Regions from separate parts of the Homo sapiens genome. Here all the other regions are linked to region 3. Evidence: chromatin contacts called from ENCODE Hi-C or POLR2A ChIA-PET data. All regions are on one chromosome and are shown on one strand. Each heading gives the region's core, a stretch centred on a gene start or an enhancer-like site at or near the end of the contact. The rest is flanking DNA. Distances are from core to core; before and after follow the strand shown.

Region 1 (6,674 bases), core at 1,569-4,068, 290 kb after region 3:
TCTCCAAACTTCACTGAGCCCCTCTGATGAGGCCCAGTGCCAGAAGGGAGCAAAAGTGTGTTCAAGACCACACCTATGAAGTGCGGGGCAGCACCAGGCTCCGGATTCCTGCATCCAGACATCTCTGTTACTTTCTAACAAAGCAACAGGTCTCCATAGGATTCAAACTCAGGTCTGCAGCTACAGCAAGCAGGGAACCCCTCATTTGGCAGGAGATGCTCAATGTGACTGAATGGATGAACTTCCTTCTCTGGATCACCCAGGGATGGCCCCATGCATTTGTGGATTTAGCTTCCAGACTCCTGCTGTCCTGCCCTCATGCATGGCTGATGATTTGAGCTACTGATTAACACTTTTTAAAGTCAAATTTCTCGGCACATGTCAGGGTGGGAAATTCTATCTGTCCTCCATATGCCGGGCATCATTCCACAGCAGCTGGTTGGGAAGGAAAGCTTAATCTCTCGGAACCTGCATAATATCTTTATAAAGGTACAGCTGGGCGAATGTCATAAAAATGTTCAGTTGTGGGTGCTGGGATATCAGATGCCTTGCGTGCCTCTTCACTGCCAGGACACACTCCAGGAAAACCCCTGGTGTGCTTGAGGCCACATGACACACAGAGAATGCAGGCAGCAACGCTTTGCCTTGGAAAGCTGAAGCATTTTCTATCTTAATCCCGGAAAAAAAAATTAAAAAACAACTGCCTTGAGAATGTGATGGATACTGCCCCTACACCTGGGTGTTTAGCCGAGATTTATTTAGAGTTTAGGAAAAGTCACTTGAATGATGAGGGCTTTTGTTCATCCCTTCATTTCTCTGAGTGACTATGGAACTCATATATCTGTGTTTTCCCACTAGGGTTGTCTATCCCTGCCATTTGTTTTTTCTTTGTTATTTCTACAGAGGCAGGGCTGACTCTTGCCTTAAACACTTTTGACGAATATCCCTGGAGCTAAAACCAGGGGCGCAAAAGCCACACCCAGGAACCAAGCTCCTGCTGCCTGCTTGGGTAACCATCAAGTTCATTTTGCTCCCTGAATTCCTGCCATGCACTGGGTTCATGCATTGTTCTTTGCAAACATATGAGATGGGGTTATGCTCAGGCACATGGGCAATCAGCACCCACTAGATATGACAGGTGAATCTATTATCTGCTCCGCATAACACATTCCCCAACACTCATAGCTTAAAACAATAGTCTTTTATCACCTCTCACAGTTCCTATGGGTCAGGAATTGGGACAGGGAGTGGCAGGATGGCCTGTCTTTGCTCCATGGTATCTGGTCCCTCCACTGGGGGACTCAAAGCAGAGACAGGAACCATCTGAAGGATGTTTCCTTGTAGATCTGGTGGCCCATGCTTGTTGTCAGTTTTTGGCTGGAATGCCCACATGTGGCCTCTCCTTGTGCCCTGGGCTTCCTCAGAAGATAGCAGCTGGGTTTTAAGAGCAAGTGTCTTAAGAGTGAGAGAGACAAGAGACCAAAGCAGAAACTAATGACTTTGATGATCTGGTTACAAAAGGCACACACCACCACCTCTGCCATATTGTATTGATTCAAACAATGACAAAGGCCTGCCTAGGTCCAAAAAAAGGGAACACAGCACCCCGCACCCAGTGGAGGATGGGCTTTAGATAGGTATGATCATCTTTGGAAAATACAGTCTACCACAATGGCAGACAAGCAGAGCCGGCTGTCCAATCGATCTCCTGCAATCAACACTATGCAGCTGCAGTGTCCGTCACCCTTGCTTAATGTCTCTCCAAAGCCCAATTCTATGTCAAGACAGTCTCTGTGATTCTATTCAGTAAAGACTGCTTCACCTGAGACCTCTCTTGAGATTGCTTTTTTGTGCTTCTCTAAGATTAATATCCGGAATTTAAAAAAAGGAAGAAAAATAGCCAGTGCCTTCAATATCCCCCTTCTCTGAATCATTACCGATTGGGCTAATGACTGCTGATAGTAAACTGGAATTCCTCTGAGCGCTGTACTGAGTAATCGCTGGCTTATTGTTTCACTGTGCTCAAGGTCTGCGTGGTGGAAATGGCTCATCACAAAGACGCATCACCCACGGAGAGAGGCCGCACTGCACAAGGGCCTGCCTGAGGCAGCTACCTCTGCAGCCAATGGGAGCTCGACCTGGAGCTGAGCTGCTCCCAATGACCATCCTCCGTGTTTCTCCAGACATTCTAATGGTCGCCGTCTCAGTGGGGCATGTACTGGGTATGGGGTATGGGGTAAGTGGGCTGCCGTGATCTAAGCCCCCAGTCATGCCTCTGCAATGTTCCCTGCGTGATGGGCATGGCCCAACCAATCCAAAAAAACCAGGCCCTGGGTGATGAGGCTTTTCTGTCTACCCACTAATTACAGTTTTTAGTGAGCTGTGTCTGGCCACAATTTCAAAATTCCATTCTGACAGCCTACACTATGGTCTCCAGCACGGGAGTCCTTTACCGCGCATCAGCGTGCGGGATCAGGTAACACAGACAGATAGATCAAGGCTGTTGACAGTCTTTAATGAAGTGGCAGGGGCTGGAGCCGGACGGCTCATCTCCAGGTCTTTGTCTTGTATGGTGCAGGCCGCACTGGAGACGCAGTTGGTGGATCACAGAGGCATAACCCTGGGCACACAAACACTCAAATGACCTGACTCTCCTGGTTCTACAGAAGCAAACCTGCGAGACTCAACGGCTGACAGCACAGTGCAAGGGAGGATTTATGCCTTCTTTCCGGCAGATTCTTATTTGCCTTGAAGAATCCAACAGAGGGCCACTGCCTGGAGGAACCCACATGCTGTCAGGCATTAATCAACTGCAGAAAACCCACCAAGGACACTCTGTTGCAAGTGGACAGCTTTGAACTCCAGCTGCCACAGCTGGGGGAACATTTGATAGTGAAAAACAATAAACAGCAGGGGAGGGAAGGTCATCTGGCTGAGAATATTTAAGAACGTTCCCCTAGAGGCAGTAGCAGAAAACACATTTACATCTGATTGTCTCTCTTCCTGAATGGTCAGTTTCTGCCTGATGCTGACTAGGTACAGAAATACAGGCAAGCAGAATCCAGAACCCCAGGGTTGGGCGAAAACACTCTGTTTTTTAAAGGACTTTGAACAACAATGAGAGACAAAGAATTCCCCATGGCTATTCTGCCAGGAAGTGACCCACCAGTGAAGGTTGCAGAAAAAAAAACACCCAGGGCTCAAGACCACGGAGGGAGATTTTCAGGGCCTGAGCCTCACTTGCTTCAGGTTTACTGATGCTCTTGGGGCTGGGGAAATGCTGAGGTCATCCAGGGGTAACTGGATTGAACCACCACTCTGTGCACACATTAAGGTAGTGAACTGCACAGTGCCATTTCTACCAGGTGGTACTGGCTTTTTTTTTTCTCTGGCCCTACTGCTTTCTTTGTGGAGTCTTCACCAAACCACCCCTTCCTAAATCCAATTCACTAAATGTTGCAAGGGGTATAAACATAAAGACCTGCCCTCCTCTGCCCACAAAAGCAGTCCATAAGAGAAGAAGGATGTGCATTTACTTGTGACTAGTGTTCTAACACAGATATAAACACAGTTCAGAAGAAACTTGCAGAGAAGAAAATAAATTCCCCGGGGACAGACAAGGCCACACTAAACTCTGTGCCAAATGCCACATGGTCCCTGATCCTAGAATGCTGGACTCATCAAGATCTTATAGATAGATGTCTATCAGTGACAGTGTTTTCTCTTAACGTTAGTATTTAGTGTCACTATCAAATATTTTAACCTTGGAAGACCTGTAAGTGACCTGACAAAGGGCATTTGAAGGTATACTTTATGACCAAGGATGCTTGACCCGGAGGAAGCCCCCGCACGAGGGTACATCTCCTCACTTGGGCTTCCCATGGGTTCTGATTCAATGAGGAGCACCAGGTCAGGACTGAGACATGGTCACATTGAGGCCAAAAGGATGCCATGCCACCCTGACACTGCCATGCAGACTTTAGGTCCAATTCTCGGCTTAAGGCTCACTTCTTCACAAGTGCGTCTCAATTCAGACACCAGCCATGAACTCAGGGTCCACAGACCGCCTACACTTCTGCCCAGCTAGTAACAAATTCCCATCAGGGTTAATCATATGCTGGGTTCCCATCAGGTTTAATCACATACTGGAATGACTCACAGAAGTCAGGAGAGCTCTATACTCACAATTCTAAGGGATACATCTCAGGACCATGCAAGCAATGTGAGACACAGAGGGTGAGATTTAGGAGGGTTCCAAATATGGATGAAGTTTTCATGTCCTCAGGATATGTCACTGTCCTGGCACATGGATGTATGACCAACCAGGGAAGCTCAGCTGAACTTCAGGTGTCCAGAGTGCCTATTGGGGTCTCAGTATGTAGGCTTCATTGATTCAATGGCTATGGGATTGAACTCAATCTCCAGCCACATCCCCTCCCCGAGGCCAGACTTATAGGGGCTCAGAGCCCCAACTCTCTAGTCACATGTTGATCTTTCTGGTGTGACCAGCCCCCATCCCGAGTCTTCCTGTTAGCATGAATTCTGGTGTGGTCACAGGGGCCTACCATGAGTAACAAAGACATCCTATCACTCAGGAAATACCAAGGATTTAGAGGGTCCTTCCCAGGAACCGGAGACAAAGGCCAGCCAAATGCTCTATTGTACAATAAAGTCCAAGTCTCAACCTCAGAGTCTCTCACATGAAAGTCTTCTGCCACTCCCTCTGGTTCTTCACTCTTCTGAGACCAAGAAGAAGGAAGAGCACAGTTTGGGTTCCCAGGCTCCCCTGGAACCCACCCATCTTCAGACTCCCTAGCAATCCAGACACCTTCGTCTGCAGTGTCACCCCAGTCTCTGGGTTCCTTATTCTTTGCACGGTCATGACCTGAGCTCCCACGTCATTCCTCAGAGCCAGACTTGCCGCTTCCTAAACAACTATGCCGGACTCATGCACCTCAGTTTCCACAACTGGGTTCTGTTTCCAAAGCCTTTTGACAGGCCGCTCCCCTTCCACTCCTTCTCTGGTGCTGACTCCCAGAGCCCCTGCCTTAGTCATCTTGCAGTCCCATGGTCAGCCATGACCCCACTCGCTCATGCATTTGTCACTTTGCCTCCCTCAGTCTTTCTTCCTGGAAAGGCTTTCTCTGGTCATCTGAGTCCCACCCAGTCTCCCAAGGCTTTCTCAGCTGCTGTTTACCTCTTGGTGAATTTCGCAGCCTCCCTCACCCTACCACTGAAGCAGGTGTCCTCGCTCACTTGGCAGTCTGCTTTCAAGATCTGGACTTGACATCATACTATTGAGCTGCACACATTAGCTTCTGCCAGCATGGGGCCAGTCTTGGAAGAGCTGGGTGGTATTTTCACGCGTGCTGGCAGTCTCAGCTCTTAGGGAAGCAGCTCCCACACTGATGGTGCCCAGGAGTGATTCTCAGTGGATTTGCAGCTGGTTTTACATGGTAGACAATCTCCTTTTTTATTCTGATAAAACTCTTGGCTTTTCTTGAACTGTTAATATTTCTGCCTAAAAATAGATGCAAAATAACTAAATTTGCAATCATCTCCAAAAAATGAACTACAATAAAAACCTGACTTTTCCTCTAAGATTTAACATAAGGTTTGAGTTATGTGTCTTCTTCAAGTGTCCATTGATGGAGGTATTGATTAATCTATTCTCAATTGCCTGTGGTTCTGACATATGCCACAGTTAAACATCTCCAAATGACAAGGAAACAGAACTTCAGCATGCGAATGAAATAACCAAAAGATCTGACTAAATAGAACTGAAGACATGATTGTAAGCTCAGTCAGCATTTTCTTCTAATGGCACCAAGTAGCCCACAGTATTACCTGTGCATGCCTCATTATCTAGGCCAGGATAAAAGGACATTCACAATCTCTGGAGTGTCGAATTTCTCTTAATATTCACTTTGGTGGATGTTTCAGCTCCTTTTATTTTTTGATACTTACTTGTCTTCTAGAAACATCTTTTTAACTTATTTCATCCCAAGAATCTTTGACACGAAATAGGAAAAAAAAAATGTTCCAACACCTCTAGTGAGTCACCATCAACCAGAAATGAGATATTGCTTTATAAATTCTGCACCAGATCTTTGCATCAGAGCCAGCTTCGGCTACCAGGGCACCCACCATACTGCATCCATCTGGTGAGCTGGGTATCCGTGACACAGAGCAAGCCTGGGGAATGTTCACCTGCCCTGGCAGGCCAAACACAGGGGTACTGTATTCTGGGCTCACAGGAAACCACAGCGTCATCACAGCCACACTACTTTTTGGAAAAGGTGATACTCAAAATTATCTGCACTTCCCTCCTACGCTTCCTTCCAGAAAGCCCATTCCCCGAGAACAGTTGCAAACCACTGATGACTCTGATCAATGCATTGTCTTTTTAATTGAAAATTATGCAGAAACCCCTTGCATTTTAATGCCTTTTGTTGAAAGTAACTCAAAAATATGCCATTGAAAGAATATCCTGAGTGTAAACACATCTGTGAACCAGCAAAGACTTCCCAGGAGCTCCTGGAATCCTCATTGAAATAACAAGTCTCTATTTTGTGATCCTAACACCACCGGATGGGGTCAGGGTAGGTGTGCAAGACCTTGGATGTCCCTGGAAGTTCTTCTTCATGCTTAGTAAATTCCTTGGACCACCTTTC
Region 2 (6,491 bases), core at 2,708-5,207, 340 kb after region 3:
TATGCATATATTTGTAACAGGTCTCAGCTGAAACCAAACTGGGATTTCCACTCTGGCCGATGAAGGAAGGAGTGAGCGGGTGTCCCTGAGTAGGGTTTGGTTTTGTTTATTGCCTGGCGGAAAGGAGAAGGGATTTTGTAGCAAGTACCTGGAGGAGAGAGATGTCAAAAAGAGGCTACAGCTCCCGACTTCTGCAGGGAGGATGAGCAGGGCTCCAGAGCAACAGCAACAGCAACATTCTCCATGAAAATGTCTGGCAGCTCTGGGGACCAGGTAACAAAACAGACAAGTGTAGTGGAAAAGGCACTCCCCATACCCTCCATTTCAGCCAGAATTTCTACATTAGGTCAGAGGCAAGCAGGGGATCCTGGGACCTGAAAGGTCTGCTGCTTAGGGACACCAGGGCAGGAGCAGGAATGGGGCCTATGGACACCCGCGGGTGGGAATGCTGATGGAGGTGAGGCTGGCAGGAGACAGGCCAGGTGCACCCCTAAAGCGCAGTGAGACAGCATCCGACGAAGCTGCAGAACTGGGAGTTTCATGTTATTTTTGTTTTGTAAGCATAGAGAAAGCTGCTTTGGGGAAGAAACAAAACACTCCTTAACCTGAATCCTGGCTAATCCAAAATCAATACATGTTGCACTATTACCCAACTCCAGATGACCCAGCAGCCTCAGAGCCTTGTTGTTACTGCCTCAGTGATAAAAGTGACCAGTAAAGCATGGTCATCATTACCTTGTCAATAGTACCCCCTCCCAATCCACTGCCCCAAGTCATTCAGGCATGTGCTCCCCACTCTCGAACCCATGACAGACCCCCATGGTGAGCTTCCCCAACCTCAGACGCCACTGCTCCCAGAGACTTGCTCGGCCATCTCCAGCTGGAGAGCCATTTCTCCAGAAATATGTTGGCTCTTTGAATTCATCATGAAACAGCTGGATATCTATATAGCCTCGTGCATTCAGGCATAGATAAGACTTTATTTCCTGAGGGACTCTATGGCAATGGAACTACTTATGATTCTCTGTCAATGGTTGTCCACCACTGTTCTGCTATGTCCGTCCTGTCTGTCATTTCAGCGACCGGCTCCTGGAGCAATGGTAATCTGAGACACAGCTCCTGGTCCCTCTTCCAGCGTCATCATAGCCTGGGGGCGCAGGAAGGATAAATAATAATTACAGCGCCACTGTGTCAACAGGACGGTATTTTGTCTTGCTTGGTTTGTGTTTTGCTCATTCGCTGCTAAACCATCATTGGTTACTTGGGTACACGAGGGAATGGAGGAACTGTTGAACAGGAAAACAACAGGAACTGTCACTCAAGCAAAGCCCTCTGTGCTGCTACCCAAGGGAAGGCTTTGAGGGTAGAGAATCAAGAGTTGGATTTTTAACTAATGGCAGACATCAGCCCCAAACGAAAACTGACCAGGATCTTGCAAAGAGTGTGCATGATCTTAGGACAGATTTCAAGGCCAATGAGTTACAGAAAAGATCTTGAGGCCACAAAGCATCCCAAAGGGTCCTTTGTACTTCTGGGTAACAGGTATGAATATCTTCCAAATGAAATAAAATCCTGTAGATTTGCGATAGCTAATAAATGAATATTTCTAACATTTCTCAGTATTTTCCATTGATTATGAAGCAAAATAGCTTATTTGCAATTATTAACATTTTATTGATTCAAAAAAATGTTTTTGTGCTACTATTGCACTTTATTCTGCCCATATTTTTTATTATCTACCATGCTGGATAAATTACTGATTTTCAGTTAATAAAAACTTCCCTAGACCTTCTGTAAAGCATAAAAGAATCTCTGATTCCTAAATGCTGTCGGTATCAAAGCAGCCAGAACTCATCCTCCCTGGGAGACGTGGTGACGACAGAAGACGCTTCGGTTTCTGCCCTTGCCCTCATGGCCTGATGAGAATTTGCTTCCATTCTTAGTAACCTGTTGGGTCTGCACAACCCATGCCTGCTGCTCTTCCTCATCCCCGCAAGCCTTTCCTCAGATCTGACACAGACTTCCTGAGCTAAACCCTCTCCCAGGAAAGGGCCCTATCTCCTCTTCCCCTTCCCTGGTCATATGGAGACCTGAAGTCCTAGACTTCCAATGAGAGTAGTCCTGACTTGATGCAATATTATTTTTTCACTAAAAATGAGTTTTAGCCGGGCGTGGTGGTGGCTCATTCCTGTAATCCCAGCACTTTGGGAGGCTGAGGTGGGCAGATCACCTGAGTTCGGGAGTTTGAGACCAGCCTGACCAACATGGAGAAACCCCGTCTCTACTAAAAATATAAAATTAGCCGGGCGTGGTGGTGCATGCCTGTAATCTCAGCTACTCGGGAGGCTGAGACAGGAGAATCACTTGAACCTGGGAGGCAGAGATTGCAGTGAGCCAAGATGGCGCCATTGCACTCCAGCCTGGGCAACAAGAGTGAAACTCGGCCTCAGAAAAAAAAAAAAAATGAGTTTTCATCCTATTTTTTGAAAGCTGCACTAGGGACATTGCATATAAGAAAGAGCTCCATTGTGAAAATGTCCTATCACCTCGTAACCTTGGCAAGCCCACACTCCTACAGTCCTTCCTGTGGAAACGCAGGGGACACGGCACAGAGCCCTGGCTGGCTGCTCAGCTCAAGTGTCCCAGCCCAACCCCACCACACAGCAACTCTGCCAGCCACTCCCCAGGAAGCTCTCCAGGTATGACTGTTGCTGTGCAGCACCACTTGGGAGAAAATACCTTACATGTATAACCAAGTGAGAATTAATTTTAGAATTATTTAAGAATGTTTACATTGGAAACAGTTGTCTCTTGACCTAGGAACTGGAAAATGAGGCTGTTGTTGTCAGGGCCCATACCCCTCCATAGGCAGTGTCACCAGCAAGGGTGTGGACGCATCCTGCTCACTAGATCATCAGCCACCTATGGCCGAGAGGCGGGTCTAACCTTCCCCACGTGTGGCCAGGATGATGTCACGTGTCCCTCCAGCCCTGGAGACCACATTTCCCAGCCTCGTGGGTGGCTGGGGTGGGGAGGGGGTCCTGAGAAAGCTCTGGGAAATTGATTGTGAGCAGAAGTGACGCGCATCTTACTCAGGCTTGGCCCTGAAGCCTCCCATGGGATCCTCCATGCTGTTTTTCTCCTCATTCACCTCCTGGATTCACAGAATCCAACTGAGAAACCCAGGGCCCAGGAGGATGGCAGGGCCACGTGATGGAAGGGCCGTGGATCTCTGAGTGATGGTGTAGGGTGCAGCACCCCACCTTGACCTACAGCCAGCCCTCATGGATGGGGATGCCAGAAAGAAAGAGCTTTGGGGCTGCGGGTGGAAGCCGATTCCCTGGACCAATACATCACAGCATCTGCCAAGCCCCTGCCAGGGACTCCAAAAACCTGTGTTGAATGGACAAAATCACCAAGTGAGTAGAACACGAAAAGATTTCCTGACAAAAGAGTTGAGAACGAAATGGCCCTGTGCCCAGATGTGGGTCCATAGGGCAAATGACCCCACTTAAGGTGTCAGGTATCCAGCTCAGTTCCTGAAGCTGGATTGGTGACCAGGGCACCCAGCTGCAGTCCCAGCAGGACCTGCTTCCACTAATCCCAGGCACAAGAGACCTGGGGGACATTCTCAACCTTAAGGAAGCAGTGAAGCGGCCTGGAACCATGTGCCTAGTTCTGTGCTCACTCTACCCCACCCGACCAGGGTGAGACGCACACAGGAAGGCACAGACTGACCTGTGGTCTTGTAAGAGCCAACCATAGGCTCTTTCCTCAGGGAACAGGGCCCAGCGAGGGGGTGGCACTAAGCTTGCTCTAGTTGGCAAAACTCCACCAACCTCCAACACACGCTGTCCTCGCCTCACCTCCAGCCCAGTCAGCATAACCTTTAGACCACAAACTTTGTCAAAGGTTACACACACAGCACACAGGCCTGGCTTGCCAGGGAGGGACAGGCAGCAAGCCAGTGGCTTTTGCCAGCAGTCCCAGCCAAACCTTTGTGACAGGACACTGTAGAAGGTGACTCCTGGGACAGAATAGATAGTGTGGTAAGGGTACAAGTGAATTGATGCATTCAAGGGCTGTTTCGAGTCCTGGGGGTGCAGAGATGGAGAGACTCCCTGAGGAGTTTGCAGCTGAGAGGGAAAACCTCACCAACAGACCACTGCAACTGGCACAAGCGAGCACCGCCAGGCATGCATGTGCCCTGTGACATCAGAGCACAGAGGAAAGAATACGCAAAAGGTGGTCAGGGGAGGCTTCTGGAGAAGGTGTGGTTTGCATTGTGGGTGCCCTGCTAGCCTGACCTTGGGTCTCTGTTTTCCCACAGAGCTGCAGGCCCTACTGCAATGCCGGGCTCTGCCTGAGGATGCTCCCTGCACACTCCACTCAGCCTCTCCGGGTGGGTTCGGGAACTGATTGAGAGCCTGCCTGGGCAACAAAGCTGGTGATGGGAGGCACTGCAGAAGTCAGAGGGTAATCTCCCCAGCTTCTTAGCCTCCAGAGAAGACAACACCAAAGCCAGTTCTGCGCTTGCCCTTGAGGTCTCCAGGGACTGTGCCCCAGTGTCCAGTGGTGACAGCTCATCACATATAGCATGCACGTCCTACACTTGCCAGCACTTCCTGGAATAACTTCAAGAAGAAACCTTTGGAATCAGAGGAAACCCTTGGAGTCAAAGGAAAACCTTGGAATCGAACTTGTTGCAGGAACACAGATGACGGAGGAGGGAACACCCAGAAGAGAGTGAGAGTGTCAGAGGTTGGGGACCCGGCGCACACAGTCCTCGCATATGAAACAGCATCTGGTATATGAGAAACAGCTCAGGGCTTCTCCGCAGCCAGGGCTGTGTGGCTGAGAAGTAGGCAAGGGGCATGTCACAAAGAGGCTGGTGTGCACACTGCCATTTCACCCATGTGTATTACGAAAGCATCCATCCAAAGATGTGTGCAAGGAGGCACATAGCAGCTTTGTTACTCACTATTGCCAGCTGGAAAGCATCCAGGCATCCATCAACAGCGCAGCACTACCTCTGTATGCTGGAACACTCCTCAGCAATTAAAAGGAGCCAACTGCAGATGCATGTAATCGGCCACACAGATGAATCAATAAACCGGAAGCGTGTATACTCTACGATTCCGTTTATACGAATTTCCAGAAAAGGCAAAGCTAAGCTATGTTGACAAAATGCTGCCAGTGTTATCTTTGGGGAGTTGAAGGTGGGGATTGGCTGGGAAGGGGCAGAAGGGAACTTTCTAGGGCAATGGTGATGCCCTATATCTCTATAGAATTTGGATTATGGAAGCGGATGCATTTGCCTAAATACATCAGATTGTTCTGTTAATATATGTTCATGTCTTTGAATGAAAATCTGACCCCTTCCCCCCAAAAAACAACTGCTAACAAATACTGAAATCTAGTCAATAACATTCATGCTAAAGTGTTAGGGTGGCATGTACTGATGTCTGAAACTTCCATGCAATGCATTAAAAAAATGAGATGGACATGGTGATAGGGCAGAGAGATGGAGACATGTGGTAGAGCAAAGATAGTAAAAGGTTAATCATGGGATCCAGTTGTCAGGAGGATGTCCACCTACACTGTGAACACAATTCTTCACTGTACAATTATGTCAGCTTTTCTGCATGTTGTAAAGTGTTTATAATAAAATGTTAACAGAATAAAGGAACTAAGGTGCCATGCCAACATCAAGACTGACACACATTGCAGCAGAGGTATGGGGGCTCCTAAGGGTGGGTGACACCATCACACTGATGTTGAGAAGGGCTAGGGAGGAACCAGGTTGGTGTCATGCAAAATGGTTGTGAACACAACAGTTAGCAAGCTGTCTTGTGCTTCACTGAGGAGGAGCATCAGTGAGATAGGTGTGGCATCTGGAGACTCCCAAAATGCAGGGGTGCCAGGACCCAGGGGCAAGAAGTCAGGGTGACACCTGGTTCCTGGCTTGAGTTGCTCGTGGATGTGGCCTAGATCCTGAGCTTTAGAAGAGACAGCTCTGGGCATCTACAGGACAGGGTGGCCTGCCCCTGGGCCTTCAGCCTCTGTTAGTGACTGTCCACTGGAAGCACTTAAATACTCCGAACTTCAGAACTTAAATACCCAACACTCAGAGCCAAGCATGTGTCTTTTCCCTGACAGTCCCAGGAACGGCCTGGTGAGAAGGAGGTGGGGAGAGGGAGAACTGGTTGCCTGCCTGTTGTACTGAGCTTGCCTTGCCCAGAGCTCCTCTGCAATGCCCTTGCCCTCCCACCAGCAGCACCCACTTTTCCTACACATCAGCTTCAACTGAGGACGCTTGCAAGTCTTATGTCCACCCTCTGTGCTCTTCTTTCCTGTGGGTGGGGATTCCCTGAGGATGGGATGCTGCTCATCCTCAGTTGGGCCTGCATTACTTCAGGGGAGTCAGGCAGGCCACCAGCCATGGCTCATTCCAATGGGAGAACCTGGCCACCTACCCAAAGGTGCACACA
Region 3 (6,580 bases), core at 1,166-3,665:
ATTACTGAGCTGATCTTCTTTGGAAAGGACAATGGAAAAATCTGGCCCCAATCCTTTAGCCTGGGGCATCTGATAAGAAGGTTCTGGGACAGGTTGATAATGAAGTTCTTCCAGATATAAATGCGAGCTGGTTTACAGACAAGCAAGGCGTTGGAAGAAAGGAAGGATACACCCACAAACACCTAGGTGCCTTTGTGGCCTGGAGGGGTTACAATGCCCAAGAGCACACTTTGCTTGCTGCTGTATGGGTCTCTGGGAGCCCCACTTCCTCCTCTATAAAATGGACACATTGCCTTACCTACCCCAAGAGCATTAGGAGAATTAAGTGAGATCATGTGCCTGGGAAGGCTTTCTAAGCTAAAGCAGCGTCTGCTGATGCTGCCGGCATGGACAGTGTTTTCTGGGAACCGCTGTTGCTCTGGCATCCCCTCATCCGGGCTGATGCCTGCTCTTTCCTCCTCACCTTCCAATAGCCTCTCGGAGCTCAGCCTGCAACCCAGGGAATCTGGCATTTCTGCCAGTTGGAGGGCACAGTGCATGAGCATCCACCCCCCGCCAGCTCCCTATGCCAATGGCCCCCCAGTCCATCGTCCAGTCTTGCAGGAGTTATTCTGCAGGCTCCTGGCTGCTGGCATGGCCCCTTGGTCTTGTGGAAAGTGAGACAGCATAAGCCACAGCAGCTCTGCAGAGCTGGGGTGTCAACACTTAACTGTTCTAATAGGAACACTGAGAAACTTGCCCCTGAGTGGCCTCTCGGTTCCATCCCTAGTGTGCATTTGTTTATTTTGGAGCCTGGGAGACAGCAAGCACTGTGCTCGTTCACCCACATTCTGGGCCTGGGCGCATTGTGCCAATGTTACCCCTTACCTCGGAACAAGCCTGCTGGTGCCATTGTTCCTTTCGTTTAGCCCTGGGGACGCAGCATGTCCCCATTAGCTGGACACAAAACCAAGGCTTGAAAGAAGGGACCTCCTTACTCTGCAATGCTTCTTGGCTGCTCCCAAGTGAACCTGACCTTTTTCCTTACTTATTTGTGTCACAGTCTATACATATCCGGTTTCCTCTTACTCCAGGGTCAGGCCGCAGGTGAGATGCCCTGGCTTGGACACATATAGATACACTGAACACGTTTGTTAGACTCTAGACACTATTTATCATGGAAGGGAACTTGTTCTCCCAGAAAGGCAGCTCCTGACTTCTCGCTGCCCTCTGAGGGGCTGCCAAGCATGCCAAGACATTCAGGTCTGCCGCCAAGGTTTCTTTTCAAGACAGACACCTGTCTACAGAGCTGTGGTTACTCAACTTCTCCACCCCATCAGGCGCCAAAGAGCAGTTCCCATAACTTCAAGTTCCGGAGACCAACAGGGCATCTAGAAAAACTACCTGTGTATGCATCATTGGAGGGATTCACATCTCCTTCAAGGTGCTATCTTCAACCATACAACTCTCAAGCGCAGACCATGCCCTCTTCCCTGCTCAACCAGGGAAAAGCAATCATCTGGAAGGCACTGGACCTGCTTGGAGCCATGGTTGATATAAAATGAGGTACAGGAGAATTTCACTCCTCTGAGGTGTCTTGCCTGGGGTGTAGGTAACTGTGTGGCCCCAGTGCACACACAGGCCAGTTTGCAAACTGTGTGAGCTCTTTCGGACAACTCACACTGAACTTATTTGCATATTGAACAGAAAAAGATAGTTTTCTTCCCCTCTTATTCAGCTTTTTTCCCACACATTCAAACAATAATAATACATTAATAGTAATGGTGTTTGTGTGACCTAACTCCAGCAAAGAAACTCAAGCAAAGGGGAGAAAGGTGGACAGGTGTACCCCAAGCTCGCCAGCCGAGCAACTGCTGTCTTCCCCAGGGCTGCTCCAGGACGTCTTCTGATTCCGTGAGGGGGCAGGGTCCTGAGTCACAGCCCCCCTGGGGGCCTCGCACCTATCCAGGGCTTGGAGGGCATCTGCAGGTTTGACTTTTTCTGAGACATCCCTGTTCAATGTTAAATAGGCTCTACATAAGAAAACCAACAGTGTGCAGGATGTAGTCCTCATTGTCACTAATAATTGCTACCAAAACAGAGAAAGGTGTCAGTGCCAAATTTCCTGAGAGTTATATTAAGATCAGAAGTGTCTTTGTGCAACACTTCTCTGCGAGTGTCCACAGGCAGTGGGACAGAGCTAGGGAGGAAGAGGACCTCGGGGCAGGTGCTGGGTAGCACCTGTCAGACTTGTGTCTCAGCAGCGACAGAGCGGCAGCCGGCGCGGTTTACTGTCGCGGGCAGAGAGGAGCTGTTCACGGCTGCTAGCTTAGTAATTTGTAGATAATGAGCTCCTGGTAGAAGCCTGTGGGTTTCAGAGCATATGCTTCAACAGATGGGCTGGCCTCAGCAAGGGTGGGGGTGCACTTGGACCTGTCAATCACTGGCTTCCAGCTTCCGGGAGGGAACAAGCCTGGGAGAAGGCAAAGTTAGCTGCAGAAGCACAGTTTCACACAGGCTGGCCATGGCCCACAGTGATCCCCTCACCTTGCAGGAGCGCCTGGAGCCCTGGGCTCAGCTTCAGATCAGTCCTAAGTCATTTCATGAGGGGAAAACTCTTCACTAGATCTATGGTTCTCCAAGTGGGTCCCCAGATGGGGAGCAGCCCCAGTAAACCTGTCAGATATGTGAATTCCAGCCACTCCACACCTGGTGGGTGGGAAACTCGGGTAGGTCCCTCAATCTGTGTTGGAACAAACCTCTCAGAGGATTCCCAGATGAGCTGAGGTTTGAGAAGCACTGAACAAGCTCATTATCCACATAAGGCCCAGAAGTGTGTGATCTCCTCCTTTCCACCCTGATTTCTTAAGCCCAGTGTATTGTTGGACACAAAATGTGATCCAAGTGGAATTTTTAGAGGGGCTGTAGAAGGAAAGGGACTCTGTGAAATAATTTCAGCTTCACTCCTCAAACTTATTTCAGATTGTATTAAATCCTCAAACATTGTATTAAATCCCAGAAAGAGAACATCTGGTAGGGGAGGTTATTTTCCACACTCAGCAGCAGGACCAGCACCTGCCCCTGCAAGACCCCTAGAAAAGCAAACTCTGGAAAGAAATAAAGGACTAACTTCAGCTCAGTCTTGAATTTGGGAATACTCCTTTTATTAATAAAACAAGATTAAACCTACAGTGCTATGGATCTTGCTAATTAGAAAATCGGAGCAAAGAAAAAAAACATCAGAAAACAAGCAAACAAAAAACCCAAATAGTTACTGAAGAAATTGTTGCAGAATCAGTGCTCTAGGTTGGATTGGTGAGACTTTCATCACTAACCCTGCAGCATCGGAGTCCTGCAGAGGCTGCTGCAGAGGCTGCTGCAGAGGCTGCAGGCCGTTCTCAGGCACAGGCTTTGGTTTAGCCCTGGGGACGCAGCATGTGCCCATTAGCTGGACACAAAACCAAGCCTTAAAAGAGGGGACTGTCTTACTCTGCAATGTTTCTTGGCTGCTGTCAAGTGAACCTGACCTTTTTCCTTACTTATGTAAGGGTCTGGTGGAGACCCTGAGCCGACCCAGGGTCAGGAAGCTCCTGCTACCCGCCCCCCGCCCACCCCGGTCCCGCCGCCCCACAACCCCACCCCAAGCAGGGGACATGCCCACTGCCTTGGAAGTCGAGAGAGGGACAAGAATGATATGGCGCTATATGCCAAATTGGCTTTTATTAGGTGAAGTGTTTCCCCTAGTCAGTTATACTGACTGAGCTTTTAGGTTCTTCATCTGTAAAATGGAGCTATTAATACCGCTTTCAAATACATTTTGCGGGCGTTAAATGAGACGTGCTGCAGGTAGCATCTGGCCCAGACTGATGCCGCGGTTTTGAGAATGTGGGTTGCCACCCATTAGTGGAAAGGAAAATCAATCCAGTAGGTCATTGTTCGAATTGATTTGTTGTTGTTGATTCTAAATGATTTACTGGGGGTTTGTATTTAAATCTTCTGTGTCATATTTGATGTTAACTTTGTTATAGTTTTTCTTTATCATACATAGTGAGGGTAAGCTTTTCATGACACTTTTGTTTCCATTGTATCTCATACACAAATGTATTTCTTACTTGGGGCTGTAGATCCCAAAAATGGAAAAATATTGTATTAGGTGGACAATAAATATTTGTCTCTTTCCTCCTTCCTTCTTCGTCCTTTCATCTGTCCCTCAGAAAGTCAGCGTGACCACCTCTGTCCCTCTGGCATCAGTGTTAATGGTGGATGCAGTGAAACGGAGGGAGGAGTCATCTTCACTGGGTCAGGGTGTAGATCATTACCTCGGCATGCAGCATGGCTGTTTCTCGGCTCTACGGAAGGGAAGTCGTGGGCCAGCACACCACATGTACCCAGCCAGCCCCTGAAGGGCCGGTGGGACCACAGGGGGCCCCAGAGCGAGGAACTGGGAGTGCTAGTGGGCAGCTTATGGATAAAGAAGAAGGAATGGGGTACCCGCCTTACTTACTTTCTTGCCATAGCATCCTACCATGCAGGTAGTTAGAAAAGAGTCCAAAACTCAGAGGACATCAGGAGGTAATGTTGTATGACAGAGAGTGTCTGTGTGTGTGTGTGTGTGTGAGAGAGAGAGAGAGAGACATGTGAGGGGTGTGAGTGTACGTGAAGGAGGCCAGGGAATTCTTAGCTAGGGCTGCATGGGGAATTCCAACTAGTGCTGCATCACCTGTCTTAGTGTTTGAAGAAAAAGCAAATATGAGTGGCCTGAACAGACAAAAAATGGAATGGATGGATGGGTGACAGCCCGAGATGAAGGGTCACTGGGCTGCAGGGGCACGAGCCCATCTAATTAACTAAAGACCCTGTGTTGCCAACACTCTCAGAAATAGTGACTGCCCCTGGATGGTGGCTTCAGCCCCTCCCCCTACCCCAGCCCTGCACAGCTGGGGACACAGGCCCAGCTGTCACAGCACACTGGCCTTCATTCCACTGAACAATGACCTTGACTCCTGGGAGCAGGAGCCACAAAGATTTAATACATGTCCCACTCTCCTCTTGGTGGGCCGGCAACCTTCCAGCATGGACATACTGCCGGAGCTGCCGCTCTGCCACTCCCTTCCCTTCACTTCCAGGGAAGTCGTCCCTCTCCTGTTGGTACAGTGGAGTCAGCTGGGCCTGGAGCCATGGAACAGACCATGGTCATTTGGGCAGAAGCTTCCTCCCTCCTCCTCTGCTGCTGGTCCATGGTGCAACTCCCCAGGCCTTATTCCTAAGAACTACGACCATCTATCTGGCCTGAGATGCCAGAAGGGAAGCCTGCTTTCCAGAGAATGCAGCTGGTGCCTGACCTTGTCCAGCTCCCCTAGGCTGGGCTGCGGGGCAGGACAGCATCCAGGTGAGCAGCTGAACAGCTGCTTCTGTAGCCCCTTTCTCACAGCTCAGGGCAAGCTGTGTTTTATGACTGCTGCGGAAACCTAGCACCTTGAAGATGGTGGCAGGAGACCTGGTAAGATGTTCCTCCCCACTCCGGGGCGATGCTTTTCAGGGGTTTGAGGTTTCTCCCTTTGTGGTTTCTACTAGAAGCCTGGGGGAAGCAGGATGTCTAGACAGAGGGGGAAATACATATCTTGTTTTCCTTTTATTCTTTTTTATTTCCTTTTTATTCTTTTTCTTTCTTTTGGCAGTTGGAGTTCAAAAGAAATAAATTGATATATATCTGAAGACAAAAGATCTTACCCAATACATTTTCATTGCAAAGGCATTCTGAGAAACATTTTGGGGAGAAACTTACGAAACTGTGATGGACTTACATTAAGCATTTTAAAAATGATCTGAATAAGTTAAAGTCACATCTTAGAACTTGCATTTTCCTCTTCTCATCCCATCAGAGTGTATGTTAGCTAAACTGGCAATTGACTTAGACTTTGAGATGGGAGTTAAGCTAAAACCAGACTTTGCTTTCAGGGCTGCAGATGACACACTGATATTACGACTACTTTCTGAAACCCCATTGTAAAAATCCCTTCAGTTTTAATATCCAACTCCACTTTTTTCTTAAAAAATGAATCTGAATTTTTTTGCATGGCACCCAAGAACACTTCATTATGAATCCATCCATTCAATAATATGAATGGAGTGGTGTTAACCCTTGTAATTCCAGCAACCTCCCTCATTAGCAGTGTGATGAAAACATTAGGACATCGGCTTACAATCTTGGTGGTACATCAGAACCACCTAGAAAGCCACCTAAAATTCCCAATGTTTAGGTAATCTTACCTCTGGGTATTTCCCTAAATAATTTTTTTTTGGGGGGGATGGAGTTTTGCACGTCGCCCAGGCTGGAGTGCAATGGCACGATCTTGGCTCACTGCAACCTCTGCCTCCCAGGTTCTAGCGATTCTCCTGCCTTAGCCTCCTGAGTAGCTGGGATTACAGGCAACCACCACCACAGCTGGCTAATTTTCGTATTTTTAGTAGAGACGGGGTTGCACCACCGTTGGCCAGGCTGGTCTCGAACTCCTGACTTTAGGTGATCTGCCCGCCTAGGCCTCCCAAAGTGCTGAGATTACAGGCACGAGCCACTGCGCCTGGCCTGCCCTAAATAATT
Region 4 (6,404 bases), core at 2,721-5,220, 430 kb after region 3:
CAAACCACTTCCAAACTAAGATCAGCACATAGACAGAATATCACATTCTGGACATAAACGTGGGTCTCCTTCCAAACATGAAACAAGCTAATGAACCAGCGAAAGCCCCAATCTTTGACTGGCTCACGAACTCAGTATTTAAAACAGTAACACTAGGCTTTTGTGGGAACTATTGATGCACATTTAAGTCTTTTAATAAGGGTAAGTAAGAAGAACTCATTCTACAAATGACTCTGGGGATGTTTTTTGGGCTAGTACTCAAGCACACGGCCAGAGCTTGCTAACTCGATGCCCAAATCTGGTGTCTGCTGACAGCTATCCTCAATAGTGAGCAAATTTCTTGGGATCTGGTTTTCTCAGTCTTTAAATGAGGCCAGGTGCAGTGGTGCACGCCTGTAATCCCAGCACTTTGGGAGGCTAAGGGAGGCAGATCACTTGAGCTCAGGTGTTCGAGACCAGCCATGGGCAACATGGAGAAACCCCATCTCTACCAAAAATGCAATTAGCTGCTCATGGTGGTGTGCACCTGTGGTCCCAGCTACTCAGGAGGCTAAGGTGGAAGGATCACTTGAGCCCCTGGAGGCGGAGGTTGCAGTAAGCCGAGATGGTGCCACTGCACTCCAGCCTGGGTGACAGAGCAAGACCCTGTCTCAAAAATAAATAAATAAATAAATGAGGCTAGGAATGGTGCGGACATACCCACCCAAGAGAGATGAGGATGGTGATGGTGAGGGGCCAGGTGACGTGACAGCAGGAGTCTCCAGAGCTGCCGGGAGCCCCTCGGGCTGGGAGGCACCATGGGTACAGCAGCCCAGATGCTGCCGCAGGGCCACTCCAGTGTGCTGTGCTGGGCAGGGCCCTCCCAGGTCTCTGCAGCAGGGAGGAAGCGAGGTGTTACTGGGCCAGCTCTGTTCTCCTGAGCCGGACTGGCTCCCGTCATCTGGACCTAAAGTGGCCAAACAGGTTTTCCAGGTGGCAGCTGAGCTTCTGCAGCATCCGGAACACTTTGTTCCTAGTAGTGTCCCAGAGGGCTGTGTTCACAAGCCAGGTTCAACGTGCGATGGGAGCCTGAAAGGGAGGGCGTATCCTTCATGTGTCCCCAAGCGTGACCCAGAGCACTCCAGAGAAGAAAGTCATCCTCTGTCCGGTTAAACGGGGCTGTGTTTTTAGAGCAAAGGACAGAGGGAAAGGTCAGAGTCTCTCTCATTCGTGCCCTTCTCAGGAGGATCTGAGCTCCCACCAGAGAAGAGGCCTAGAAAGGTGACACATCTCTAGCAGGGCCCCAGAAAATTACATTTTGGAGAAAAGAATGCCTTACCTCATTCTTTGCTTAATTGTCTATGGTAGTGGTTCCAAATCTGGGGAGGTATTTTTATACAGATTCCCAGGCTCCAACCCAACTAGAATCTCTGCAAGGGGAACCCAGGAATCCATAATTCTGATGTTACAGGTGTAAAGGACTAACATTCAGGTGCTGTGACCCACACTCCCAAGATTTCTGGGATACTCACTCCCCAGAGTTGAGATGATAAAGCCTGAGGCATTTCTAAAAATATCAGTCAACTGGTTGAATTTCATTTCTGGTCATGACCACTAAAATTCAACTGAGTCCCAGAGAAAAATTCAGAGATAGTGCATTTTTCATTGTTTTCTTGCCAGAAACCTTGGCTCCGTATTCCTATGCCATCCATTACCATTAGCTGTGTGCTCGCCTGCCAGGGCTGGCCCTGCATTCAGGGAGCTCACACACCCTCCAGCTCTGGACTTCCATACCTGGCTGGGGCACCTATAGCCAATAAGCCACTCACATTGGTAAACCTGGTTTAACTCAACTCTCCTGGTTTCTGTGTTTCAAAATCAGAAATCAGCCAAATGTCACTCCCCACCTGGACCGCCAGCTCTGGAGGAAGGGCTGTCAGGTCTGGGTGTCTGCAGCTCAGCTCGGCACCCGAGGGTGCAAGGAAGAAGCCAGTGGGTACATGAAGGACAGCTTGTTTCTCTTTCTTACTGCTGGCTCTCAGCCAATGTCAGAGGATTATCATAGCCCCTACTGCCTCTCCTCTTCTAGACCCCCACTCCCTCTCCTCTTCTCCAAGCTGCCATTCCTGAAATCTGCTTTCATCTGCCTTCCTTCTTGAATAAGGGAGAAAGGAACTAATAGCAGTTGAATTTTACTGTGCCCGGTGCTTTCATTCTATGTTATCTCTGAAAGCATCCCATTTCTCAAGCAGCCTTTTGTAATATTATCCCGATGAGAAAGTAAGGCCCAGAGAAGTTAAGGACTTTTCACAAGGTCACACAGCTGGTAGCAGAGCGAGCATTCAGGCTCCAGCCTGCATAAGGCAAAGTTGGCCCTTGAGCAAAGTTCCTTGGAATTCAGAGGAAATGCTCCTGTTTCAGAAATTGTCATCTCTACAGGGCCAGGTGCCACAAGGTAGAAGAACAGCCCAGTGCCCATCAAGGCCCACACACAGAGCCCAGGGCAGGAAACCCACACAGGAGAGCCACAGTACCCACAGAAACCACTCCCATCAGCCCTGCAGGACCCTGAAGACACCTGGCCACTGCTCTTCCCTCCAGGCCCGCCTGGGAAGGCAGTGGGATAGAACATACAGGGAGAAAGGAGTGCTGTTGGGGATCCCTGGGACTTCCCCAAGGTGCCCAGATGGCCCACAGAAGCACCAGGAGAGTGAGTCACAGCAATTGCTGGTGACCAGCAAGGAGACAGTGAGGATTTCGGAGCCCAGTTCTGGGGATTCTTGGGCCCATTTTCTTTGTGCACAGTCTGGGGGAGGTGGAGAGGTCAGTTCCTCTTAGATCCTTTCGAAAGTCTCCTCAAGAACCCCATCCCAGTATTGTTCCTCTTCCCATCCCCCACTCCTAACACCCCAGGTGACACCTCAGGGGGACGTTTGTGCTTGGACTTGTAGTCCTAGTCCAAGCAATGACCTCCCACTGAGCGTCTCAAGCATCAACCGCAGCACTGAAAGTGTGTGCTTTGCCGCACAGGGACAGAACCCTGGAGTCCTGCTGTCACTACTTGGTCAGCTGAAGAACGGTGTGGGAGCACGGAGCAGGAAGCAACTCCGGCAGCCTCCATGCAGAAACTGCGCTGTGAGCTCTGCCAGCAGAAGCAAGACAAAGAGGAGGGCCTGGCTGACCCGGTCACAATGCAGCCCACCGGACACCTTGCTTAACTGCGTCGCACAGAACAGGCTGCCCTTCATCACAGCCTCGGCCACAGGCCAGGGCAGCCATGGGCAGGGCGAGAATCGGCAGCCACCCAGCTGCTCTACCATCTGTAAAATGAGAGAACGTGCGGCTGAAACTATAGGACACAGCACAGACGCCTGCCCGGTAGAGTACCCCAGGTGGCTGCTAATCACTGCATGCTGACCACCACCCCCCGCCCCACCACCACAACCATGCGCCCTTCACAGATGGAGAAACTGAGGCTGGCAGCAGCAGTGACATTGTTGGTGTCCGGATAGCACCCCCAAGGCTGGCGTACACGCCCCCGAGCGCTCGGCCCCTGAGGGTGGCTTCCAGATGGCCTGAGAGTCAGCTGCCTCTGTTTTCTTAGGAATCTTCAGCAAAGGGGACAGATGACCTGCTTGTGTTGTGCAATTTGTGTAGTGCTCTGGACCTCCCTCTCTGGGGTCACTGTCTGCTGCCGTGGCCAAAACAACATGTGCTGATTTGTAAATAAACACAGTGAGGAGCCCCCTGAGCCCGCAGGAGATGATGATGGCGCTGGGGGCTGAATTTCACAACTGCGTCCCTTTTTGTTTTCAATTAGCTGAGGAGGTGGCTGCCTGCAGGAGGGCAGGAGGCGAGGGGGAGAGGCTGTTTTCCCTCTTGTTCTCGGGGTTGCCCCAGGAAGAAGCCATTCCACAGACAGGCAGGGCGTCCATCCACTAAGATCCCGCTCCTCCTGGGCTGCCCTCCGGATTGGTGGATCAGTGGATTGGTCGCTCCAGGCCCAGCCCAGCCGCACTTGGCAGGAGCCCAGCAAGAAGTGTTGTCCTAGAGCCAGGCAGAAGCAGGTTCCTGTGTTGAATGCAAAGGGCAGCTCTGCATTAGCAGGCTATTCAGACGTGCAGATGCAATTTTAAGAGCGCTTTAGTAATGACAAACATCGTGTTGAGCACAACGAAGGATAAACAGGGATCATGACAGGGAGAGGCCCTTAGATCTCAGTGTTCCACCCTCGAGAGCAGGAGTGGCCCAGCCCAGACTGAAGGCGGCAGCCACTGAGTCCTATTGCAGGGCTCGTGTGTAGAGAAAAAGAGAATGGCCGGAAAGGAAGATGACTTCTTTCCGCGCTATGGGCCGTCTCCCCAAGAGGTGGCCTGTCTTTGCACACTCGCCCTGAACAGCACGCTGCACAAGTCTTCTGCCTGTCACATGTCCACCTGGGGTGTGTTCCCTAGTCCATGCTATCTGTGGAATGCTGTGCGCAAAGCTCCCTGGCATGCACCAGGGAGAAGAGCATTTGGTGGCCATACCAGAGTGGCAGATGCTCACAGAAGACAAAAGGCATGCAGGATCTGTTCTCCACAGCCATGAAGCCCTGGACAAAGCTGTCCAGAGGGCTCAGCTGGTGAGAAATCAGCCAGTCTCCTGCAGGCTCCTCAGCTTCCTTCTTTCTGCCCCTCCCCCGGTGCATGGGCAGAGCATGGCCTCTCTTGCTAAAGGAGAAAAGTATTACCTCTTAGAAGTTTTTCTTATTGCAAATTCAAATTAACTATGTACTTTGATTCCCAAATATCATCACTAAACACTACAGAAAGCTTTAAGAAAACAATGCAGAAAGAGCTCTAATGCACCCAAAATTGTCCTTCTAGAGAGCACAAGGCTTTGCTGAGACATGATGCTTCCTAAGTGATATCCCATCATTTTTGGATGATTCCATTCAAGAATAAGCAACAGGGTTTTTCTAAACCCCTGGTGGACATATGACAGAGTTGTCTATCAAATACATGAATGAGTCTGGGGGCCACATGTGTCTTGGTACAAGAGGATCAAGTATACAAAGCATTCTAGTAATTGCACCTTCAGCTTCTTGTCCTTGAGGCTTGGCTTCTCCCATCCCGACATGGCACTCACGGGCTCCCTTCTCCCTCTGGAGGTCACCCAGTTTTCTCCTCCCTGTGCCCAGCACCTCAAGAGCATGGAGGGCCTAAAGGACAAAGGAAGGAAAGAGACCGCACCCCACAATCCCCACCCCCACCCTGCTGAGGAGCGCAGAGGATTTGAAAGAGGCAGAGATGGTTAACTGATGGCACCAATGCCAACAGGACTCTGCATTTGGCCAGAAGGACCTCAAGGAGGCCTAGGGGCATAACGGAGACCCAGTCTTTTAGCACAGGGAGAGACAGCAGCCCTGAATATGGCCGTGAGGAGCTCCTGTTCTCAGGAAGTGGCCAGTCCTATGTGGGTGGCAAGCCAGAGTTGCCCGGTCGGGGCAGACAGACCCGTTGCTCACCAGCCTCATGTGGCCTCAGATGTCTTTTCCAGTGTTAGGGGAATGACATAGCATGAGGCCAAAGCCTCTCTGCTGCATTTTCACAGTGGAGTTCTACATGGAGCTGCCTGGGGATGTGATGTCAAGGGGACAGCGGCCTCCAGGGTGAGCGGCCTCCAGGGTGAGCAATGGCCCTTTATTTGTCAGATATTTGGAGAAGTAGAAACTGCTAAGAAGAGGAACCAAAGCCTTTCAATGTCATGGCCTGAAGAGAAGAGACACTTACAGGGATGACACAGATGGAGGCAGCAAGACCAGCCAGGTCCACTGGCTCCTGGGCCATGCAGCCTTGGGTCAGGGCACTGTCAGAGAAGGTGCCCTCAGGTAGAAACAGTCAATACAAGCAATTTATTCACTTCCAAGAAGGAAGCCTGAGCTTCCCCTAGAAGGGAGTTGTTCTGCATCTGTTCTCACTACAAAGCCACTTCTCCTGCTTCTTAGCTTCCCCTTCCTTCACCATGATGCCTCTGAATTAGACCCACTGGCCCCAGGGCTTGCCTCCCCTGCCCCCTGCACCTCACTTCAGGATTGCAGACTAAGGAGGTCCAAGTCAGCCCTTCACCTTGCATGGCCGGCTGCAGTGAGGGGAGGGGGGCAGGGATGGGTTCATGTGAATGTCCTGGTGTAAAGGTCAGAGCAGAAGCAGAAACCTGGAGGGGCATCTGCAGACATGAGGAGCAGGAGGAGCTGCAAGAAAGAATGCTCATTCCTTCCTTCTTGGTTCATCTTCCAACCCCTGGGTTTCCCCACATTCCAGGACACTCCCCAGCCTGCCTCCCCCATCCCACATCTCCGCGTCCATCAGGGTCTCAGTGAGGAGCTCAGTGGGCACAACCTGGCCCGGGACTCACTGGAGATCCAGACCAGACTCATCTCC

What was found. Hi-C counts contacts between places; a loop is a spot of excess contacts on that map. ChIA-PET counts read pairs that join two places held with the same protein, here RNA polymerase II (POLR2A). Pooled maps may share reads with other maps.
Region 1: a loop to region 3 is called in a map of left cardiac atrium, with 2.8 times the contacts of the local background. The contact joins two enhancer-like sites. A Hi-C loop is called at or near these places in 5 of 168 maps with a recorded cell type or tissue (adrenal gland, dorsolateral prefrontal cortex, heart right ventricle and 1 more), 1 of 37 single-sample maps with no recorded cell type and 16 of 50 pooled maps. POLR2A ChIA-PET finds 5 or more read pairs at or near these places in 1 of 52 experiments (A673).
Region 2: a map of Right ventricle myocardium inferior shows a loop between it and region 3 (5-fold over the local background). The contact joins two enhancer-like sites. A Hi-C loop is called at or near these places in 7 of 168 maps with a recorded cell type or tissue (Right ventricle myocardium inferior, cardiac septum, heart left ventricle and 2 more), 2 of 37 single-sample maps with no recorded cell type and 18 of 50 pooled maps. POLR2A ChIA-PET finds 5 or more read pairs at or near these places in 1 of 52 experiments (naive thymus-derived CD4-positive, alpha-beta T cell).
Region 4: a loop to region 3 is called in a map of Right ventricle myocardium inferior, with 3 times the contacts of the local background. The contact joins two enhancer-like sites. A Hi-C loop is called at or near these places in 4 of 168 maps with a recorded cell type or tissue (Right ventricle myocardium inferior, dorsolateral prefrontal cortex, heart right ventricle and 1 more) and 7 of 50 pooled maps. POLR2A ChIA-PET finds 5 or more read pairs at or near these places in 1 of 52 experiments (A549).

What each region holds. Positions count from the first base shown.
Region 1 is chr9:89,804,465-89,811,138 of GRCh38, reverse strand. No RefSeq gene overlaps it. Among named protein-coding and RNA genes, the nearest start is that of LINC03062, 170 kb to the right of the region's middle. Within about 2 kb of position 2,818, at least 4 of the 41 ENCODE cell types and tissues checked have a DNase peak (open chromatin) inside an H3K27ac peak, as active enhancers do.
Region 2 is chr9:89,754,462-89,760,952 of GRCh38, reverse strand. No RefSeq gene overlaps it. Among named protein-coding and RNA genes, the nearest start is that of LINC03062, 120 kb to the right of the region's middle. RefSeq lists enhancers at 2,588-3,087, 3,088-3,589. Within about 2 kb of position 3,957, at least 3 of the 41 ENCODE cell types and tissues checked have a DNase peak (open chromatin) inside an H3K27ac peak, as active enhancers do.
Region 3 is chr9:90,091,611-90,098,190 of GRCh38, reverse strand. No RefSeq gene overlaps it. Among named protein-coding and RNA genes, the nearest start is that of MIR4290HG, 53 kb to the right of the region's middle. RefSeq lists a silencer at 2,272-2,321, enhancers at 2,382-2,501, 4,538-4,707 and a cis regulatory region at 4,622. Within about 2 kb of position 2,415, at least 2 of the 41 ENCODE cell types and tissues checked have a DNase peak (open chromatin) inside an H3K27ac peak, as active enhancers do.
Region 4 is chr9:89,659,682-89,666,085 of GRCh38, reverse strand. It overlaps LINC03062 (long intergenic non-protein coding RNA 3062), which reads right to left. Exons shown (of 6, transcript NR_024280.1): 2 at 704-1,158. Among named protein-coding and RNA genes, the nearest start is that of LINC03062, 23 kb to the right of the region's middle. RefSeq lists enhancers at 2,702-3,238, 3,239-3,776, 3,798-4,092, 3,777-4,313. Within about 2 kb of position 3,970, at least 27 of the 41 ENCODE cell types and tissues checked have a DNase peak (open chromatin) inside an H3K27ac peak, as active enhancers do.